3 separate regions of the Mus musculus genome follow, and regions 1 and 2 are each linked to region 3. Evidence: chromatin loops called from intact Hi-C (ENCODE). Cell type or tissue: left cerebral cortex. All regions are shown on one strand. Each heading gives the region's core, and the rest is flanking DNA. Links, peaks and the distances in the headings are about the cores only.

Evidence for each region. Peaks named below come from ENCODE experiments on the same cell type or tissue, not always from the same donor. Only the 100,000 strongest peaks of a DNase experiment are listed, where the experiment ranks them.
Region 1: it touches region 3 in a loop (2.6-fold over the local background); 4 of 42 quality-filtered maps call a loop at or near these places.
Region 2: it touches region 3 in a loop (2.8-fold over the local background); 2 of 42 quality-filtered maps call a loop at or near these places.

What each region holds. Positions count from the first base shown.
Region 1 is chr3:158,554,367-158,562,183 of GRCm38, reverse strand. It overlaps Lrrc7 (leucine rich repeat containing 7), which reads left to right and starts at 423. Exons shown (of 28, transcript NM_001081358.3): 1 at 423-1,078. In left cerebral cortex, for the core only: CTCF peaks have their summits at 1,954 and 2,897; DNase peaks (open chromatin) are centred at 2,117, 2,407, 2,826, 3,345 and 2 more places; H3K4me3 peaks cover 3,437 bases; H3K27ac peaks cover 2,403 bases.
Region 2 is chr3:158,542,625-158,550,441 of GRCm38, reverse strand. All of the region lies in intron 1 of Lrrc7 (leucine rich repeat containing 7), which reads left to right. Among named protein-coding and RNA genes, the nearest start is that of Lrrc7, 15 kb to the left of the region's middle. In left cerebral cortex, for the core only: no CTCF peak of the experiment used is centred there; a DNase peak (open chromatin) is centred at 3,854.
Region 3 is chr3:158,357,493-158,365,309 of GRCm38, reverse strand. All of the region lies in intron 3 of Lrrc7 (leucine rich repeat containing 7), which reads left to right. Among named protein-coding and RNA genes, the nearest start is that of Lrrc7, 200 kb to the left of the region's middle. In left cerebral cortex, for the core only: no CTCF peak of the experiment used is centred there; a DNase peak (open chromatin) is centred at 3,039.

The DNA of each region.
Region 1 (7,817 bases), core at 879-5,878, 200 kb before region 3:
GCGCCCCGGGCTGGTGGGAGAACGCCGGGGGAGCCCGCGCTGCCCCGTGCGAGCCTGATGACACCTGCTTTGTGTACTCCAGGCAACTGAGGGACCTAGAGAGCTCAACTGGCTGTCTAAAAGCTGCGGGTGGTAACGGAACCAGAGAAAGCTAGAACATCTCATTTCTCCGCGGGACTGAGATCTTGCTCCTCCAAATTGCAGGGAGTCCAAGTAGAGGTCATAAGGGGCAAGCAAGGTAGTCCAAGAATGGCTGAGGTCTGGCAAGGTGGTGGTCATCCTCTCTGAGCCCTGGAAAATCTCCTTGACATTTTTCACACTTTGAAGCAGCTGCAGCTGGTGTCGTCGGAAAAGGGGGTGGGAGGAAAGAGAGGGGGCGGGGAGAGTGGGGAGTCACAGGCGCGAGCCAGGAGCAGCGCCTCGTCTGCCAATCCTGGCACCTGTGCGCCAAGCCGCGGCACCACGGAGGACCCCGTTCCGGGCCAACCCTGGGCTCCAAGCCACGGCCACCCAGCCTCTGGGCAAGCGCGACCTGCAGCCGCCCACCCAGGACCCCCGCCGCCACCCGCAACTGCGGGAGCGCAAGAGCCCAGCCAGTGCTTGCTGCGCCCCGGGCCACGGGGTCCCTCGCCTCTTCAGAGGCGTCGCGGCCAGCCGGGGCAGCAGCCGAGTTGGGTACACGATTCGCCCGCGCTGCCTTTCTCTTCTCCACCCAGGATTTATTGTCTGTGGAGCCTTCTGGGGGCGGGGAGGGAGCTGCGCCTCCGCCGCCGCCGCCGCCACTGCTGCTGCTACGGTCGCTAGCGCGGCGCTCTGGGCGGGCGGAGGCCGGGGACTGGCCGCAGTGGTGCTCCGGGCGGGCTCCCGGCTCCCCAGGGGCGCCTCTCCTCTCCTGCACCTGAAGGGCAGTGGCACCATGGTCTGACACCGCATCTGCCTGGAGTCCCCTCTGCCTTTGCTTCGGAGGACTCCCCTACTGGCTTCACTGCGGACCCCAGAGCACTTTAAGGAGTAACCCTCAGCAGCTGCAAGGCCTTCACTCCTTGGACCCTCATGGGTAGTTTCTGCTTCCGGCGATGTGAGTAGGGCATTGGGGGACCTCTGCCCACGGTCCAGGAGTGGGGATCTGGGAGGCTCAGGTGGCCCGGGTGCCTCAGCGTTGGGGCGGTTGCCGGTCTGTGGAATCCAGCGATAGCTGGACAAGTGCTTAGGAGCCCGGCGCTTTGGATGGTCAAGGGACTCTAAAGGGTTACATATTGCGAAAAGGAAAGGTGAGGAGCGAGTGCGGGGAACTGATGCTGGGACCACGGAGTCCTGAGAGATATGGCTTTCTGCATTTTTTTTTTTTTTTTGATCCTGGGGTATCCAGTCTGCTTTCCCCGTGGTGTGTGAGGGATGGAGCAAGTGTGATACACACACACACACACACACACACACTTGTGGCAGCACACACTTGTGCTTTATCTTGAAAGGTGTATTACTGTCTTGGTGTCTATAAAGGAATTATTGGGGTGTCACTGAGGGTGAAAAGAAAAGGGTGGGGTTTGGGGAGAAGAATGGGATGGGAAAGAAGGAAAGACTAAAGGACAGAAAGAAGTGGGAAGGGATGGGGCGAGTGCTTTCCTTGGAGTCTGAGAAGATGCTTGACTCTCTAAGCCAGGCAACTCCTTTGTGTTCTGTGAGAGAAGCTAGGGAATCTCACTGCTCCTGGTACAGCTCTGGGTCCCTTGGCATCCTCCGGGGTCTTTTGGGATTCAGGACATGCCTTGGATTGTATTTGAAAAAGGAGCTAAGACCGCCAATATTGGGGTAACTGTGACACTCTGCTTGCAGACAATTAGCTGGGCTACCAGAGATCTCCTATATCATCAAATTTAGAGTCAAGATGGGGGCGGGATGGGGGTGGGGGCTGCACAGATTGTCGTTAAAAACAGTGACTTCATAACCGAGATGGCTGCAAAATTGCTTCATTACACTACTTGGCCATCAGGGTTGGGGAGAGAAAAGATCCGCCTCCGCCCCCCACCCCCTTCTTGCTGGTTGCCCCTCCTCACCAAGGCACAAAGCAAGTGGCACCTCACCAGGCAGGGAAGGGGTTACTTTCACAACTCCTGGGAATCGGCCTCAGGAAGGAACCATCTGTGACTCCCACGTCCTTTCCAAGTTCTCCATCAAAAGGAATCTCAGAAAGCAGGAGGGGGTGGGTGGGAATTGAGGCAGCGGGCCTCCACCTGCTCTTTGCTATTACTTTCCCTGTACACTTAAGCACATCGGAATTACCTGCAGTGGTAATTGGGTCAGCAGGAGAGCATGTGCACCCGAGTCTCTAGATGGGGCTCTGCTGATGGATGAGAAGCAATTTGTGTTTGAGCATATTTTAACCTGAGCAAAATTTCTAAGCACAATAGAGGTTTTATCGCGTGGGCGAGCAGAGTGCATACCAGTGAAAGTGAACACGTGATCCCTCCAACGCAAGAGAAACTGTATTAGGAAGTAGCTTTTCTTTGTTTCAAGCTGAGCCTATGAGAAGCTCAGCATCCCAGTTGCTGAAGTTCCCTTTTATTTTTAATAAAGTTGACCAGAGGTGAAAGAAAGCGAAAGGGAACTCAGCCTGAGATGCCTCTTGGTTAGCAACATCCTACATTCTTTGTTTCAACGTTCCCTCCAGTACCCTCCATTCAGATATCTATCTGGTCCCAGCTGGTTCCTAGTTTGAAATGATACATTCTTTCTGAGGGCATAGGGGAAAGTTCTTCAGACCCTGAGCACAAGCACGTGCACATGGGTGCTCTAGAACACCAAAAGCTGCTGCCTTTCTGAAACGCGTGCTTCTGTCTCTGGTTGAAGCACTCCCAGTTGCTAGGTTCTAGAGAACCACCTGGAGGTCTTGCTGGGAATGAATAGAGCAGTCTGCCTGGCTTCCTTGAAAATACTCATCACAACAGGGAAGGGAGAGAAAGCAGGCTTCAGGGGTGATTTTATTTCTCCTTAACTATCTGAGACTAAAGTTATTTAGAGGTGTACTTAGCAATATCTGTATTTGAATTCCTCAGGTTTAAAAAATGTCCTGAATGTTGATAATCTATTAATTTAGTGTAAGTGGAGCTGATTTCCTACCCAATCATTAAGGGCAGTTACCTAACTTGGGAATCTCTTACTTCCAAGAGACCTTAAAAAGCTGATGTCTTTAAAATTTGAGCTGTATATGTCCTACCTGGACAATGCCCTTCCACCACACCAAGATGTCATGGGAGAAAAGGCACCCTCAATTTCCAGAATATGCCATGAGCTGAGAGATCTTTATGCACATTTTTTTTAATTTAACTTCTCAAAAAGATGTGTGCTCACCATGGCAACCCTTGCCTCCCACATCCAGGCTCCTGCACATATGCAGCTTCAGAATTAGAACAACTTCATAAGAAATGAACTTGGTCCAATTACAGGAGCCATGTTTTATTCAGAATTTTAGCATGCCTTTAGGCAAGCATGAATATTTTCTCAATTAATATAACATTCCATTATATTTTGTAAGCTTTTAATTTTTCCAATTTCTCCATAATTATAGAACGTAAACATGAACAGTTTAGTGTACTTTTTGTTTGCTTTGAATTTTTAGAAATTGAAGATATTGTTATTACAAATCTTTATTGCATATGAAAGGCATCCTGTATTACTGTCAGATTGCTAATCTGGGGTATTTCCAGTACATAGTGCATGGTCATAATTGTAAAAAAAAAAGTCTGTATTTGAATTTAAAACACTACATTTTTACAATAGCTGAAAAGTTGTAGATATTAGATTTTAATTGACATTAATATCTCACTGATGCTGTAATTTTGTTTGTTCAATGCCTGTAACCCAGGTGTAAGAATTGGTCACACATTCCACAGCACTAAAACTTTACACCTAAACCAAGAATACAAAGGGAAAGACTAACTGCTCATAAATTTATTGATGGGTTGTTTCTGGGTTGTTTTTTGTTTCTTTGTTTTTTGTTTGTTTACTCCACAAAAATTACTTCATGTTTTAGAAAATTCTAAATTTTGAAAATATGTGGTGCTCTTTAAACTCAAGAATTATAGTAGCCACACATACCAGCAATGAAAACATTATTTTGTTCTCTTCAGCAACTTACTTTTCAGGGCATCCTTTGTACTCCTTTTTGGGAATAAGAGAGGTCTAATTGTTCATGGGTTTGCATCTTGACTTTCAGAACAATTCTAATCTGTGACAGAGAGGACACATTCAGTTTGTGTTACTCTTTTCTGACTCTGAATGATATCCCCATGGAATGATAAAGTGGAGAGTTTCTAGGATCTTCTGAGAAACTTGATGCTTTCTCTGGGAATCTCTAAGGACAACATCAGTCTCCCATTGGGTATTTTACTGTTTCTATATTAGAACATGGAATTTGAACATAAAACAATTTTAACAGTGTAAAGCTACTGTTTCTGGGGAAGTAACAAAGCAGAAAGTATGGTCTTTAAGAATCCTTGAATCGGGATTCACTAAGCCTATATTCACACCATCAAGCAAAGGCCATACTTAATTTATATCAGGATTCACTCTGTGTAACATATTATGTGGACTTTGTCAAATGTATAATATCTGTCAACCATTTTAATATTATACAAAATGTTTTATTGCCGTAACAGGCTTTTATATCATACATGCTTATCTTCCCTCCACTGCAACTTTAGAAATGCTGAAATTTATAATCCTTAGTTTTGCCTTTTCCCATAATGTCATATAGTCAGATTGGCATGTGTTTGAGTCAGTTTCTATGATTTACCAATATTTGCATATGCCTTAAAACATCAAATTATGGATTTGCATAATACTCAAAATTAAAAGTAAGTGTACCATAAAGCAACAGTGTATGGAAGGAAGTACAAATCAACAAACTTGCTTTATATTTTAGGGGTTTTATTGCTGTGAAGAGATACCATGACTATAGAAACTAAAACATTTAGTTGGGGCTGTCTTACTGTTTAGAGGTTAAGTTCATTTTAGTCAATAGCAAGAATCACGGCAGCGTGCAGGCATGCATGGTACTCTACATCCAGAGTTACAAGTAGCAGGAAGAGAAAGGATCATCTGGCCTTACTTGAGAATTTAAGAGTAGACATGGAGGAACCCATGGCTCCAGCAGCATATGTAACAGAAGATGGCTATGGACATCAAGGGAAGGAGAGACTCTTGGTCCTGAGAAGGCTCCATGCCCCAGTGTAGGGAAATGCCAGAACAGGGAAGCATGAGTGGGTGGGTTGGTGACCCTGGCAGGGAGGAGCTTGGGGGCAGGGTGGGGGGAGAAAAGGGGTTTTCAGAGGGGAAACCAGGAAAGAGGATAACATTTGAAATGTAAATAAAGAAAATGACTAATTAAAAAAAAAAGAAAAGAAAACAGATAATAGTGACAAAAAAAAGAGAGAGAGGGAGAATTTTAAACCTCAAAGCCCACCCCCAGTGAAAGGCTTTCTCCAACAAGACCACACCTCCTAATCCCTGTCAAGTAACTCCTCTTTCCTACAAAATGACCCATGTGGGCCATTCATATTCAAACCACAGCACTCCCCAGTAAAGTCCTAACTTTGTTCTTTGTGCGAGGTTTGAATCATTAGGAACACCCATATCTAGAGAAGTGGAGTAAGAGGAAGCTGGCCTTAGGAGCCTCCAGAGCAACTCTACAATCACCAATAACATGAAGATTAGTTGGCTAAACTGTTGCTGAGCTAGAAACCATTTCCAACCGGAGAGATTTCTGCAAGGAAAGTGGGATGTCAGGTTAGATGAATATTTGTTAAACTTTTGGGTATAAATCAGTTTTTCTGTGGTACAAGTCTGTGTATATACACTTACTTGTAGTGGTAGGATAGCAAACATTAAAATAACATCGCTTAAACAGATCACTCTCTTCCTGTCCTGGAATTAGGTGTGTGTGCTGAGGAGTCAGTGAACACTTAATGCCTGCCTTTCCTCACAGAAAACAGTGGTGAGCTGTACTCACACTGTTAGGCACCAGTCCCTAACCCCCAGGATGAATCAAGAACAGAACTTCAAAATTGTACTGTAGGAAGCATCATTCCCACTATTCCAAATACTGAATGTTTGAGGCTTGGAAAGGTTCAAAGGTGTGAACTCAAGCTCGTGGAGTGAAAATCCAAAATGTTTTCAAGTTATGCATGTATATGCATGTATTTTAAATTAAGTTTTATGTCTTAGAGTTATGATTATACACTATTTATATATTTCCACCACTTCCTCTCCTCACCCCAATTCCTCTTCAGTTCCTCAGATGGAGGGCCTCTTACTTTATACTTATTACTTTACATTTATACATATATTATACACATACAAAAACTACTTAGATCATTTGGTGTCACTTTATGTACATGTGTTTAGGTACACTGATAACCTCTCAGTGTGGTTGCCTGAACAAAACTTATATTTTCTTGATTTATAAAGAAGTATATTCTGATCCAGATTTTCAAAAACCAGCTACATATTTGGCAACAACATATATTACTTTTGTGACTACCTTAACGTGAGTATAAGAGATACTCTTGTTTGTATTCTAGGAATAATTAACTCATGGAAGAAGTGTTTTATCTCCTGTTAGAATCTGTTACACTAAAATGAATTAAGAAAATTTCAGCAAATCATGCAGGGTCAATATCTGTCACCTATTCTTAAACCATGATGGTAGATTTGATCAATAACCTCTTTGGAAGTGTCAGATAGGCTACTTACATTATTAATCAAAAGAGAAAGTTTATCATTTGTCACTCAAAGACACATGGAATATGTATTAAGTAAATGCATCTCCGGGGGTTTCTCATGTTCACTCCGTTTCATTGATTGTTCATTGCTTTAATAAAATCTCCACATCAGTTGTCATTTTAATACACATGAAACATGATACATTAATAGCAGTGATCAGGGATGACATCAAAGCTTATATTAGCATCAACATAATCTATTTAAACACTTTAACAATGGAGTCACTGTTTATACTGACTGACTTTCAAAAGATATCATTTCTCCAGTTGCCCTGATTATCTTTGTTTTACACCAAGTTCAGGTTAGTTGAAAATTATCTTAAATTATTGGAGAGTTATAGTGTGCTGAAGGTCATGCCTATAACAAACATATTAGGCTAGAAACACACATGCTTTCACACATGTACTGTGTTCATATAAGGGCAGAATTACACTTTGTGGAATTTCAGGGGTAAAGTAGGAACAACAACAACAAAAAAAATGTGTTTCTATGAGGAGAGAGAGAGAGAATAGCTGACCTGAAAAAGAAACTGTTTTGCTACTGTTATGCATTAACACTTCACCATCAAATATTCCTAGGAAGAAAAAAGAACGAAGCATTATAAACAACAGGAAATCAGAAATAGCATAGAAAATTGGGGAGCCAACATCTGGAAAAGTTTGAATTAATTTGTTGAGAAAACTACCGTATTTGAAAGAGGAAAAAATACCTTTGTGAGGAGGCAAAATATCTTTTAGAAGACTGCATAACCAGGCTATGGGATAATAGAATGAAACCAGAGTGAAGCTGAGACACTGTGTGCTATGAAGACATCAGTGTATTAAGATGGTGAATAATGGACAGAAAGCTGAGCTATGCCAGCTGAATACTAAGATATGCTGTGACACAGATGGTGTGACTAAAATAATTAAAATGTGTAGATAATTAGATTTCTTGAGTAGTAAATGCTCAGTGGTCTGTATTCACCATAATAGGCACCTCTCAGAGTCACAGAGGATGGAAAGGTACCTGGAACCACTTTCACCACATATGATGTG
Region 2 (7,817 bases), core at 1,456-6,455, 180 kb before region 3:
TGAGTGCATTGTTTGCCTGCCTCTCTTTAAAAATCATCACACCTTTATATTGTGTGGTTTTAAGTGATTGTCATAGGATCCTATTCATACCATTATTGTTTAAATAATAGTGGCTGGTTTAGATATGCATCCCAAGCCAGCACGTGCAAAGGAACTCTCTCACTTTGTGTACTTCTAGGAAACTAGCTCATGTCTCAATATAGATTAGACACATGTCTCACTGTGTGAATGAATGACTGAATAGAATTGCCCAGTTACAATTCTCTAGGCCTTGGTAACACTTACACTATGATTAAACAACACTTTTCTTTCTGAGACAAGCATAGGAACATAGTTTCCAGCCTTTCATTCCAGTTAGATGTGGTCTTGAAACATGCTTCAGCCAGAGTGATAGAAGCATCTTTTCTGAGAGAGGCATTTATGGGTCAGCAAGTTGTGGGCTCTAGTATGGCAATGGTAAGAAAGAGTGTTGTGATGAAGCCTCCATTCATCTAGACCCTAAACAGGTACACCAATTACATCCGTTCAGCAAGTATTCATTCAATATATAGCTTGACCAACACAGACAACTCAGAGATTCAGGGGTTGTTATCAGAAATTACTACTAGGACTCTTTTTTCTCAGTCTAAGAGACAGACACAGATGAATTCTAGTGAAGATAGATTTCTGATGTTCATCCAGTATATGGCATTATGGTTCTAGAGATATTATATAAACATGCCTGTAATGTCATGATGAATCGTGAACACAGTTCACTTAACATCATGCATGTTTTAAATGTTTTTATTCTCAGTTTATAATTTTGTGTGTGTTTTCAAACACAGTCCAGCGTCATCATATTTTCTTACTCTGTGTATTTTTACAATAATTTTTATAATGAAAAACCAAGCTGATTATTGTTGTAGCAGTAGAAAGGGTTAAGATAGAAATATGCATTTTAGGTCTGCTCCTGAATTAAGTGAAGACAGCTAATGGAAAATAAAACTGGAGTCAAAAATTATTCTCTAACTTGAGAGATTAGATATGTGAAGGTACATGTTGCAAGCTGTAGAATCTTGTAGAAGGAGATAATTTATTCAAATGCAGTTAGAACACTGACCTTATTAAGAAGGAATCCAAGTAACAGGCTAACATATAGAAGCAGCATAATTAATCAAAGTAAATGCACCTATGTAAAAATTACTAGAAATACATTAAAGATTTTATGGGGAAAAATAGGGCCTCCTTTTAAGGAAAAAAATGTGTTTTCAAATAAATGAGAATTGGGTATGCAACAGAATGACTCATTTTATTTTGCTATCTTGGTTTCTTTTTAATTATTTTTTGGCATGAGAAGAAAGCATGAATACATACCCTCTTCTTCTGAATACTAATTTCTTCCACCGGTTTCTATTTTGCTTTATAGTTTAGAAAGGATGCTTGAGTTCTAGTCTTTTGTATACTGATTTCCTGAAGTGAGAAAAGATTTGGCTCATGTTTAAAGTTTTTAGGCCCATTCTTGTTACATTAGCCAAAGCAAGTCACATAAGCAACCCAGCAAGACAAACAAGTAGTTTACTGAGATCCACATAGACATAAAGGCTCAGTGATAAGATGAGGATGACAGGCCTTTTTCCAAATCTGTATCTGTTCCTTGGTGGGGTTCTTTTTGTTTGTTTGTTTGTTTGTTTATTATTTATTATTATTTTGGCAAAAAGAAAGTTTGTATATTTAGTATAGTGCCTTTAGGTGTACTACACCATAGTTCCCCATTGTACTGAAACACACTTGTATGGCCAGCTGAGCAGAAGAGTCAGCATAATTAACAAGGGACCAGCACCATTGCAAAGAAACCTTTGCTTTACTGGGACTATTAATGCTGTTTAAGTGGAGCTAAGAAATTAGTGGTGATTAAGAAGAGACCAGCATCACTGAGGTGAAATTTGGGAAGTGTTTCCTGAAAGCACAGGAAAGCTGTGTTCCAGGGGCAGCTACAGTTGTGCCTTCTATTGGTAACCAAACTTGGTAATGTGTAAGAGTCACCCAGATGGTACTGGATTTGAAGGCATGAAATGGTCATGAAGAGTAGCTGAGGCTTGGCACTGTGAGAGGCCAGGAGAGGCCACTGGTGAAGGTGCAGTCCTCAGTGGGAGTTGAAAGCCCAGCACTGAAGAAGTGATACAAAGAAGGTGGAGCTTAGCACTAAGAAGAGAGCATATGAGGAGATACTGGTGCAGTTGCAGCCCAGTTGCAGCAAGTAATCCCAGCAGTTTTGGAAGAAATTGTCTATTTTGAAGTGACTGGAATTTTATTACATTTCTTTCTGTAAAAACTATAGGAATTTAAAGTAATGTATGTTTTAATATGAGATCTTGGGGATAAATAAGGAAAGGTTGTGGCTTAGTAGTGATGTATTTGTGTCAATTGGACAAGAAGTCTGTTGTACTGGCTGTTTTTTTGTCAACTTTCCATAAAACAAAGTCATCAGAGAGGATGAAAGAAGCCTCAGTTGATGAAATGCCTTTCTGAGATCCAGTTGTAAGGCATTTTCTCAATTAGTGATCAATGGGAAAGGTCCCAGCATACTGGGCTGAAAGCAGGCTGAGCAGGCTAGGGGGGGGGGAGGCAAACCAGTCAGCAGCATTCCCCCGTGGCATGAGCATCTGCTTACAGGTTTCTGTCCTGTTTGAGTTTCTGTCCTGACTTCCTTTGGTGATGAAGAAGTAGAAGCCTAAGCTGAATAAACCCTTTCCTCCCCAAAGTGCTTTTTGGTTGTGATGTTTTGTTGCAGCACTAGAAATCCTAACTAAGATGGGTATGAACAAAATTTTGGTTTTCTTTGAATTTAAATGCATGTTCAAAACTTCCCAAGGTTTTCCCTTTGCTATGGCTAAGTAGTAGAACACAGCTTAAAAATATAGATTTACACTCATTTAGTTCTTGGAGACAAAGAAATTTATATCTTTTGTTGCACTGGAGCTTAGTTATGTAATAAAATTTTACCTTCCAGCCAGAATCTGGAGTTAGGAAGCCTTTCGTATTTTAAGAATGGGTGCACTTTATGAGATATGAGATGCTTATCAATACATACCGCTTGCAATTCTGTTTGATTATTGTATATTATTATGCCTTTAGCTTTGGATCCCATAGCTCATGTTGTTGTTGTTTGTTTGTTTCTTTGGTTGTTTAAACCAGTAGGAACATAAATTTTAGGAATAAAAAAAATCTCTGAAACACTGTTCCTCAGGTTTGTTTTTTTTTTCTTATCATGATTTGTAGTCCTGTCGTCAAATGAAATTTTAGAGAGACCACCAAAGGTAGGTAAGAAGGCTGTGTTTAAAATGGCTGTTTTGTGTTCAAAAGTTGCCAAGCTAAAGCATGATTGTTTTATAATTTCTTATTTTTGTACTTCAACAAAAATAACTCTCCCAGTTAGGGAAATTAAATAAAAATAGGCTGAGCAATGTGACTTGAATTGTCTTGTAAGTTCAAATGGTTACATTATACTGGTTCTCGTTGTTCAGTTGATTTATTTGATGTTCCCTACAAAGAGGCTTTAAAAGAGGTTCACTTTATCACACCTACTATGTACATGCACACAAACAGGTGTTTGGGGTTCCCCTTTTGCTGCTGCTTACTCTCCTGTGTTCTACTAAACAAAGAAACGACTTCAAAACATACCTATGATATGGTTTATCTAGCCTAGAAAGAAATCTGTAAAAGATCAAATGATTGCACCGAAGTCCAACTTGTTAAAACAATAAGTCTTTGTTGGGAATGAATATATAAGTTACACACAAGAACAAGGATAATTCAAAACAGTGCCACACTAACACCCCCGCCTCACCATGGATGATGGTTCACAAAAGCTCAGCCATGATCCTTCTGCAAACTTACAGGCAGGCAGTTCGACGACAGGGCCAGGAATCTTCTCTTGGCTGCTTGTCTAATCAAGCTGTTCCCTTGTATTTGTTTATTCATTCTGTTCAGGAGTCTCTGAGAACCTTGCAAGTTTCTACTTTCACAGATCTATGTCATTTTTTTAAACCTCCTTAGCCTCATGAGGCCCTCGTTTTCCTTCCTAGAATGTTTCAATTCATATGAAATGTTTTGTAAGATGGAAGCTTGGCTCAGAGGATGAGGACATCTCTATAGCATACCTTTGGTTTATACCTGCCACCTCCTAGGATCTCCTACTTTCTACATTTCCCTGTTGAGATTGGCTAAATATTTTATGAAATTTTTTTCTGTAAGATGTTCAGCAAAAGAAGTTGTTCCTGGGGCAATGGGTGTAAGGTTAGGTGAGTTCCTTTAGATTCCACATCTCTTATTCCTTGAGATAAAAATATAAGCAGGTGTTTTGTAGAAGCCTTGTGCATTACAAGACAAAAGATTGTGTCATTCCAAATTATTTTATCTATATTTTTGTCTTGCTATCTGCTCTTCTGGCCTTTGAAACTTTCAAATACCTATCAAAATTGTATTTTTCTCGTATCTGTGGTTCAGTGACATGTATATTAGATCACAGATTGCTTTCAGAGGTTTTCTGTTGTTATTTTCTGACTAAGTGACTTTAGGAAGGTTAATAGTTTAAACAAAGCACATCACAATGTATTCATTTGAAGTAAAGACAACAATAACAATTGTGTGCTGATGCTTTAATGGTCCAATAATTTAGCCAAAATACAGCCTAGCATAGTATTACCTCTATAATACTTTGGTTGTGCCTTTGTGACTATCTTGCCCCTCCCTCACCAAAACAACTTATTAATTTGGCATTCACTTGGGGATTAATAATTGTCTTGTTTCTGTCAAAGTCCAGTACATCTGTTGTCTGATGTCTCAGCTTTACCTCTTACCTGACCAAACACTGGTGTGCATGGAAATGTCTGAGGACTGAGGTCATTTAATATGCTACTCAGGACACTTGGAAAATTTTCATTTTCCTCTCTATATGAACAGAGTGGTTATAGAGTAGAAAGCTCTCCCATCCTCTTCGGAAGGACATTGTATGTTTAGCAGGATAACAGACACAATGCCCCATACATGTTTACAGAGATGCTCCACTAACTCCTAACTAACCTTTCTGATCCTTGTTAATGTTTTGTCTCAAACATTTATAAAATTACTTTTTTAATTTTACTTACAAATTGAATAAGAAAAGATAAAAGGACAGCAATTCAGTGCAGGAATATATGTATTATATATATATATATATATATATATATATATATATATATATATATATATTATACATATATTCCATTATATTCATATAATCTGATATAATCCTCATCAGCTCTGTGAAATAATATGATGTCAGGAAAAACTTAATGCTACATTATCATGTAATACCACTATAATATAATATATCATTATATAATCACTTTGACTATTGAATTTCTTTGTGCCAATCAATCAATCAAACTGCATAGACTTAAAAATGAACATTTATAGAAAAGCTAGAAAATTATATAAATGTTTAGAATGGCAGGAAAATTCCATGTTACAGAATATTCTAATTATTTTTATTTTTCAGGTAATATCTGAAATATTTGCTATTTCTATAGATCAGGCTATACCTCAGTAGTCTAATCCAGCCATGAACCATGTAGGCTAAAATAATGATCAGGTGCTCAAGTGTGCCTACTGGTGGGCAAGACTTTTTTATGGTACAGCCAACCATTCTGTCCACTTGAATATAAGCCAGAGGAAGGAATTCATGCTTGGTAATGTAAACATTGCCAAAACCCATTGCTAGGGAAGTTATACACCTGACTGATGGTATTTTTCTAATGATCAATTTGTCAAACTGCCTTCTAACTCTGTGGGATTTTTGCTGCCCAAAAACCTTGATCAGGGAAGCATTTTGTTGCAGAGGATAGTAGTTAACTACCCATAATGTTAAGAATAAGTAACTGTGAGTGCTCAATCATAAATGATACACCTGTATCAACACCCTCCCTCCATGCAAAGTTTGGGAACAAGGAGGAAGTGGGGATGGAAAGAATGTAAGAGCTAGAAGAAAGAGAGGAGAGCTGTGAAATACTGTCCTTTGGACATGACATGGTCATTGCATACATGAACTCACAGCAGCAGTGGTTACCTACAGAAGACCTGTGGAAGATCAAACTAATATAAAATCCCTGCATGGAGGTGAAAGAGTCTCTTCAGGCCCTAACCTAGCTGAGGTACTGTTGGAAGTTGATGGTTGCAGGAGGATCACTTTTCTTTAGAAGTGTGGGTACTGGAAGGTTCCTCTTTCCCCATTAGGTGACCCCACACCCAAGCACATGTAAACAACAGTAATTAAACTCAGTTTGTTTAGAAAAATAATAGCAGGACATAAAGTTAGGGGAGAGATGAGATGAGGGTCTTAGGGGGAGTTTAATAAGCTAAGTAAGGGGTAGATATGATCAAGATGCTTTAGTACATATGTGAAATTTTAAAAAGAATACATCTATAAAACAGAACTAGGGATACGGCCCAGTAGTAGAGCACTTGCCTAACACTGATAAATCCCAGGATTCTACACTAGAACTGACAAGAAAAAAAACATACAAATACCATGTGCATATTTTCCAGTAATGCATGTGTGTTTATAAACTGAATAATTGTAATGAAAATTACTCTGCCTACGTAAATAACATGTGATATTCATTTGTACCACAGTCACAAAAGGAAAAGCTTTCGAACAGCTTGTAGATGTCAAGAATAAGTTGTGAACCAGAACAGTAAACATTTCTTGGAAGTACAAGATGTGATAAAACATTTGCAGCCAGTTAAATGAGGGCCACTGACCTTATCAGAATGACACGGCCATCTACCAGAGAGTGCAGAAAGAACTGCATGAACTATTACCAGGAAACATAGCCTTCTAAGAGTTTTAATTAGCACACTCTCCCATTGTTCATCTTAAACATCTTACAAGATAATGTCTTTGGTTCCTTTATGCCATAGATTAATATCAACTCCTAAAAGCTTTGCTTACAAAATTACTCTAGAAATGGAAGGACACAGAGTTTCACATAAATCTATGACAGAAGAAGCTTACTTTGGACTAGATTTACCATTTATACAGTGGAGGGGCAAAGAGTTTGTCTGACACTTGGCCTTACTGTTTCCAGTCATGTTAGTCATGTTAAAGGATAATTCAAACTTAAAATTAAATCCATGTAGATTAAAATACTGACACATTTAAGAGATTGGTCTTTCCCTCTCTTAGTGTACCCATAAACAAAAAACTGAAGATGATTGTATTCAATCAGTCTGACTTCATTCCCCTTGCCCATTTGACCAATTAATCTTCTCCTGTGTGTGTATATATGTGTGTTTACACTTATGTGTATATTTGCATGTGCATACAGAAGCCAGGCACCAAAATCAGTTGCCAGCTATTCCTTTGGTACTATCTCCACTCTTTCCCTCTCCCTCTCCCTCTCCCTCTCCCTCTCCCTCTCCCTCTCCCCCTCCCTCTCTAACACTCTCTCTAACCCTCTCTCCCTCTCTCTTTACACACACACACACAAGCTTCAGTTTCTTAAGATGATATTTGCCAACTTGAAAGCTACTTGTGACATTTTCAAATCGGTCTCTGCATCTGCTGTAAACAATATCCCAGTACATTTAGTGTGTGTGTGCATGCGTGTGTTGAGTTTCCCTGAGAGTTGCATATTTCTATAGAGAGGTGTGATGAGATAAAAGATAATGCAATCAACCCATTTCTGTTCTACTGAGAGCTGTGGGCTATAAGTGTTTAAGGTAAAGACTCCTCCTTCTCTGTACATGAGAAGTCATAGCAATCACACTCATTAGCTTCATGAGGATGGCTTTGAGTT
Region 3 (7,817 bases), core at 910-5,909:
TATGTTCAGGTATGGAATCAGTGGCAAAAACTGTGTGGTTTACCGTGAAAGCAATAGGGAGCTGGTGAATAGTTTATGTACATCTCATATGAATTTTAAGACTGATTAGCCCTGTAGTGCTACAGTTACATGGAACACATTTGTCCACTGGCAGGATCTTCTGTTTGCGCTTACCCCTTTTAGTCTAGAGGCTATCTCCATTCTTTAATACCTTTTCCATTGTTTCCAAGGCATTTTTCTCCTTGTCATATTCTCTTAATTTTCTCAAAATATATTGGATTTTAATCAGCTTCTAAATAATTTAATTCAGTAACAATTTTCTTTCACTAAGAATGAACCAAATATTTCTGGCATTTATTACTTACAAAATGAATCAAGATCGTTACTTAAATATTCAGAATATTGTAAATTGCTTCTTGAAATTGCACTTTTATCCCATATCAAAAAGTTACAGTGAATTCTGTATCCTAGCAATTGTTCGTCTTTAAATTGAGCTCTGATTCAGCCATTTTCGGATTTCATGAGCTTTTCTATCGGTTGCTTAGACTGAGGCTGAATTTTTTATGCCTATGTTTCTCTGTAGATGTCTTCTTGAATTAATTTTTGTTTTAACTCCCCTTTTAGCCTTAGGGTGACACCAGACAAGCGTGTACATTTCGTGACTGCTAAAATCTTCCCAATTATAAAGTAACTGCCTAGATTTATACCCATAGCATTTTAATTGATTAAAAAAATTATCACTACAAGCCCTGTTTATTTAGGTGAGTCTCAGAATTGTAATGTGTGATCAAACTGTCTTGAAGGCACAAATACAACTGTCACAAGCATTAATTAAAATACTAATAAATATATGCAGTATCAAAAAATTCTAGTTAGGCTGAAGAATGAAACACCAAGAAATATCATTGAAACTTCTTACTTTCAGTAATTTATACAAGATTTTTAAAAAGCCAACATTTTACCCTGCTCTGTGAAGGAGATCATGAAAGAAGGGTCCTATTCTCACAAAGGTGCAAACAATGGGATAAAATAACCCACATTGAAAGGCTTCCCAGCTCTGAAGCTTTTACTCCAATAGAGGAAGATATGGAACATTCCACAGAAAGAATATATATATATGTACATATATATATATATTTAAAGTATTATCATCTATATACTCAAAATTTTATTTAGAAAAGTATTTGTCACACAAAGTTCAGATGTCTCTGACTTCATAAAGATCATAGTGCAATGGACTTTCTCTTGATAACTTCTTAATAATCATCATCTTGACTTGGTACTACAGCATAAGACTTCTCAAGAGTTATTCAAATAAGAACATCACCTGAGTAATTTATTCAAAGATTGGAAAAGTCATTAAACTGAAGTTCTTTTCAGACACAAGATTTTACCAAAAACCAGCTATTTTCTGACAGAGCTGTCTTTTCTGTACCTCCATATAAGCAAGCTTTGAATGCTAGGACAGAAATTCACAGTTTTGCCTTGGAAGGGCTAGCTCCTTGAAAGATATCATAAGGCTTAGAAGTTAATTTCTCCATTTAACTCTTAGATGATATTATCCATTTTCCTGGAATCCAAAGTCTTTTAAGAAATATAGCTGGAACAATTTATTACTGAATCATAACTTTCTCCTGGAGTTTAGATCTTTTAATCTGATATTGAGCTTTACTTTGCACTATCTTGCTGCTATTTTCTCAAAGTACCATTGTATTTCCTTAAAAATCCCATCTCTGAGAACTGGGCCCCAGTGTTGATTTTAAATGGACAGAAACATTTGAGCCATAACAACCTCTGACCTCATAATATTCCAATTCGTTATACTTATTTCTAAAAGAGGGCGAAGAGCAGAAATATGAGCTAGAAAAAAAACATCACTGCAAGTGAAGACTGGGCTGAAGACATAGTTTGATGATTACCTCATGAGACCTTAAGTTTTATACCCATTATCACAAAATGGAAGTTTTTAAAAAGGAAAACCTATGTTCAGTGGAACTTTCAGAACTGAAGAATGCATGTGGATTTTAGAAAACAATATATTAATATATAATATCATATTTCAGCTTATTTTATTTTGTTAAATGTGTAAGTGTATGGCAATGTATATGTATAGGTATATGTATATATATTTATATTTATATATATGCTTAAGACTCTGCTATTTCATAGAAGTAAGCACAAAGAACAATTACGCATTTATTTTCTTGCCTATCTGTTCAACATTTATCTCTTGTCACTCTCCTATAAATTCATTAGTTCACAGAACTATTTTATTCCCCGGTGTTTCCCAGCATATAACCTCATATCTAGCACAGCAGGGGAAGAGATGAAAGATGACTCTGGGCTGCATAAACATTAAAGCACAAATAAAAACAAAGAACAATGAAAGCACAGGCACTAAGAGAGACTTAGCAAACATCTCCAAGGCCTGCTGTTGAGGAGTGGATTTTACTTAAATTAGTCTTCTCATTAAGCAGTTTAAGATGAAATCAGGAATGATGGTTTATAGTGGGAATCACCTTGGAAGAAAGTCTTTTGAAGTTAGTTGATGAAGGTTCCTGGAAAGACTGTAGACAGCACAGAAACCCTGAAGTTCTGCTATGAAGAAGCTTCTCATAGAACCTGGTAGAGGTGTCAGTGAGTGTCCCTGAAGACAAGAACTCGATCTTCTCTCCTCCTTGATCACCCGTTTGATTACTGATAAGATGACATCATCATTAAAGTCCACTGTCCAACAGCCCAACAATCCATGCAAGATGATGATGAAAAACAAAATATTTAGAACTCAGGTATTATAATGGTAAGATGAAAATTAACCCTCAGATCTAGTTAGGTTTTCAGTGTGCTCATGTCAACAGTCAAAAACTAAACAAGCCTCTGGCACTGCACTCCACATCCTCAATCCTCATGGAGATGACCCTTGATTCAGGTTTCAGAGATGTGCTTGAGTGCAATGAGTTTAAAGATGCCTCTTTCTAAGTAGGATGTGGAGTGAGCTTGGCAGATTTCCATATCCCTGTGGCACAGTTAGTAAGGCAAAATGCTTCCCAGAGGATGAACTAGAAACACTTGTCACTTGAAAAATGCAAGACTGTGTGGATGAATAAAAACAGCATGTATGCCATAGAAAACCTTGGAAAGACAAAGCCCTGTTTTGGCCCTCATCTTTCTAGGTACGGCGTGTGAGGCAAGATCAGCTAAGAGACTGGCATGAGGTTACAGTGAATAAAGAGGCGCCTATTGGGCACACGTATTCTTAACTTTTGACTTTTGACTATGGTATACATAATTCTCAGGTGACTGCAGTTCTTTTTTACCTAAATTTTCATTCATATTAGATTTACATAATACAGCAAGAAGAATCTCCCTATGGTTTCACCTGAATTAGACTTGTCCAGGAAATTATGCTGCTTATTTATTTGTGTTAGAGTATTCAAAGAGAGGCTGTGACTGTCGACCACATGCCATTAATGTAGACAAGAAAAAAAGTCCCCCATAGATAGATTCAACTCAGACTAGAAAACATACATTATTTAATTAAAAGGGAACTGCTCTGGGCTGTGAGAACCCAGAAAAGAAGTTATCGTTGACTTCAGAGAAACACACTATACTAGTCTTGCCAAAAGACACACATTCTTATTTTCTTTTTGACCTTTTCCATCCCTTTCAAAAAAAAAGAAAGAAAAGAAAAGAAAGAAAGCTCCTAGAATCTAAAATTTTCTTTTTTTCTGCCTTTGTGGAGAGCAGGTCTCCCTGTGTAACCTAAGCTGGGCTTGAGCTGTATGTCTTCTTGCTTCTACCTCCCACATGCTGGGATGACATAAACTCCCATGGCTGACCTAACTGCTCCTCCATGAGTGCAAATATGAGGCAATGCTGAAAATCAGACAGTGTACAAAATTCAAGGTGAGAAGATACCTGGCTTTGATGTATTCTAGGCTGTGACCACAATTCAGAAAAAGAGAATGTGTTTCTATATGTGGTGTGTATATGACATGATCATAATTTCTTATGTATAATCTTACACTGTTTCCCAGACACATTCTTTCTATGCCTTTGTTGTTGTTGTTCTATCTAAAAAGTTATTTTAAAGATCATTAAATCTTTAAAGCTCTCTCCCTTGGTGCTACCTCCTTGTTCAACATTGTATCAATATTCTGTGCATAAATCACTCTTCAGATGTGTTCATTGTTCCTGTGTCTTCCAGAGAGAAACAGGAATGTCCTGGATCTAAATGTTCAGCTACTGATAGGTACATATAAAGTTGGTTTAAAGAGAACCATCTAGCCATGGCTTTGCCTAAGGAGATGTGAAATCCTAGCCAAATCTGTAAGCTTTACACTCACTGCAGACCATTAACTCTTAATCGTTTTATCACTAAAATTCCGGAAATACATTTAAAAAATTCCAAGTTGACAGATTGTAAATTGGTTTGAAACTGTACAGACTATACAGATTTCTCCCACCCAAAGCCTTCTCTCCATTTACTTCCGATAACTATTTTATTTCCACTTCTGAGTAAGATTCAAGCCTCCTCCCTTAGGCCTTCCTTGTTACTTAGTTTCTTTGGATCTGAGGACTGCAGGATGTACTTTATGGCTAATGTCCACTTTATAAGTGAATACATACCATGCATGTCTTTCTGAGTCTTGGTTACCTCACTCGGGATGATATTTTCTATTTCCATCCATTTGCCTACAAATTTCATGAATTTTTTGTTTTTAATAGCTGAATAGTATTTCCTTGTGTAAACATACCACATTTTTTTCATTCTTCATTTGAGGGACATCTAGATTGTTTCCAGTTTCTTGCTATTACAAAAAAAAAAAAAAAAAGCTGCTATGAATATAGTTGAGCAAGTGTTCTCGTAGTATGGTGGAACATCTTTTGGGTATATGCTCAGGAGTTGTATATCTGGGTCTAGACTATACAAATTTAGAAAATAAAATAATCTTTAGCACCTATATCTATTTACTTACACAGTTAATATTTTTATGTATCTACTTTGAACCTGATATTACACTCATTCTGAGAAACACCAGGTTGAACAGGTCAGATGTGGATCCAGACCTCACATTGCTTCTGATATATTCACAAAATTGAGTTTTAAGTGATTAAAATGTGATCAAAGTAATCCACAGCACATAGTTGCATGACATATTTTCATGCTATAGTAATCATAGTCTATTCTGACAGGGGAAAACTATTTTCCAATTTGATTTAAATTTTTAAAATACAAAGAAAAATATACCTGTGTAGAGTAAGACGTAGATTACCCATGGATCTGGTATAAGAATATATAATTTTATGCCCTCTGCAAAATGACAGCAAGGCCCTACTACTGAGGACAAAACCCACACAACTCATTGAACACAGAGAAGTTGATCTGGTACCTACTTGGAGCCCTCCCCTATATTTCTGTCTGTTTGGTGTGGGAAGGTACTCTTCAAGCTACTAAAGAGAAGTGTAGGCATCAACCCAGCTACAAAATCTTTGACCTATCATCCAATCTTCCTTCATACATGTTCCAGCAATGCTGGCACAGAACTGGTAGGAGTGACCAACCAAAGTCTGATGTGACCTAGGGCCCACACCATAAGAAGGAACCCATACCCAGCACTACTTGGGTAACCAAAGACCAGGGTCTAGATAACCAAGAAAACTAGAGAAAAAGCAAACACTACTGATCTAAAAAAATTAATAAAGTGATTCCTAGTAATATTCTGCTATACTCATAGATCAATGCCTTATACAGTTGTCATCATCATTTCCCATCATCTGACAGCAGATTGGGAAAAAGATGCAGGGACCCACAGCCAAACATTATGTGGAAAGAAACTCTAAATTGGAAGTCTCCATCAAATTCTCAACGCAGAGCTCAGGGAATCTTGCAGAGAAGAAAGCAGAAAGATTGTAAGAGCCAGAGGGGATGAAGGACAGCAAAAGAACAAAGCCCTCTAAATCAAGCAAGGAGCATATGAGTTCATAGAGACTGAAACATCAAGCACAGGGCCTGTGTGGGTCTTTACCAGGCCCTCTGAATAAATACTGTAGCTATTAGCTTAGCATTTTTATGAGACTCTTAACTGATAGAATGTGAGTCTCTGAGTCTTGTGCCTACTTTTAGGACTTTTTTCCTCCTTTTGGGTTGCCATGTCCAACGTTGGTATGATAGTCTTTGCTTCAGCATATTATATTTTATTTTGTCAGGTTTTGGTTGTTATCTTTTAGACACCTGTTCTTTTCTTATAAAGGACAGAAATGGAGTGGATCCTGAGGGAGAGGAGATAGGGAGGAGCTGGGAAAAATAAAGAGAGAGAAAACTAATCAGTATATGTTGTATGAAAAAAGGATGTATTTTCAATTAAAGAGAACACAGGAGATAAGGTGAAGAGTGGGACCAAGTAGAGTTGAGGCTGAGTGTGAATGTAGAAGAGGAGCACCAGTTCATACTTAGTAGTACCACTGTTAAAATCACCGATCTTTTGAGAGTTTTCTTGAGAACTTAAGTAGCTGCCATGATGCAATGCATAATCATATTTGTGCTTTCATTATAGAGTAGTTTGGAGATGTATATTATGAAATATATTATTAAATGAATTTTAAATATATAAAATTATATATTATATGTAATATATAATTATGTATGTGTTGGTCAGAGGACATCAGCGGACAACTCTCAGGAGTTTTTCTTCCAACTATATGTGGGTTCCATGGACCAATCTTGGGTCATCAGCCTTCTGTAGCAAGCAATTTTACACACTGAGCCATCTCACTAGCCCATATATGGGTTTTCAAAGTATCATTGCAGGAAGAGAAGATAGATGCAGATGTTTGTAATGTGAACTTGAATTGAGATGCTCTCAAGATAGACATGTATGATTCAGTGAACTTCAGGTTTTTTAGTTGCTTTGGCTTGCTGACTGCAAAATATCACATGAGTGAACTATAAGAATCAGCTGCAAGGAGATCTCTGACTTGAAAGACTACGTATGTGGTAGCACCATCCTGAAACTGGGAGGTATGGGTGGAACACTACTGGCTTCAGAATTGGAGATAAAATTCTCTACACTAGATGTATACTGTGGTTTTCACAATGATGAAATCAAGAATACTATTAGAATAATGTGCCAGGGATCACATATATCCAGACATCTGACTCTAGAGTTCAAGGTCTCCACCACAATGAACTCCCTTTCAAGAGTATAAGTTTAGCTCTGAAAGCACTATTGCTTGTGATATCTTTAGATCATAAAGTATACATGACAAAGAAAATAAATCTGTTAAAGACAATTTTTATAGATATCCACTTTTTATTTAGCTTGTGTCAATAAAATGGGTGTTGGGAAATGTGGATGGTATTATGCAACTGGAAGCACAGAATATCTATAGAAAGCTAACACTATAGACTACAGATTTGGTGTAGATGGAAGCCTCTCGATAGACTTAGAGTAAAGAACCTATGTAGAAAGATTAACGAGAACAATGTTATATCACAATGTGACGGCAAGTGTGATGTTATTAGTGTGAAGTTAGAATATGAAGTCAGAGTATGACATCAGAGGAGCCAATAGAAGAAAGAATGTCATGATGTTTCTGCTCAGAACTACCATAGGTTAACTGGGGAAGAATTAGAAAAATAAAAAGCATTGAGAGAACCTCCTTTATTGGCCATTATTGATTTAGCTACATGTTTTCTCCCTAGTGTGTAGACATGAGATATTAGTAGGTAACTTCAACATGTTTTTAGAAGAGAGAGTAAAATATAGATATCAATATTTGGAGAGGGGGAAATGCATTGCAGAGTCATTGCTAAC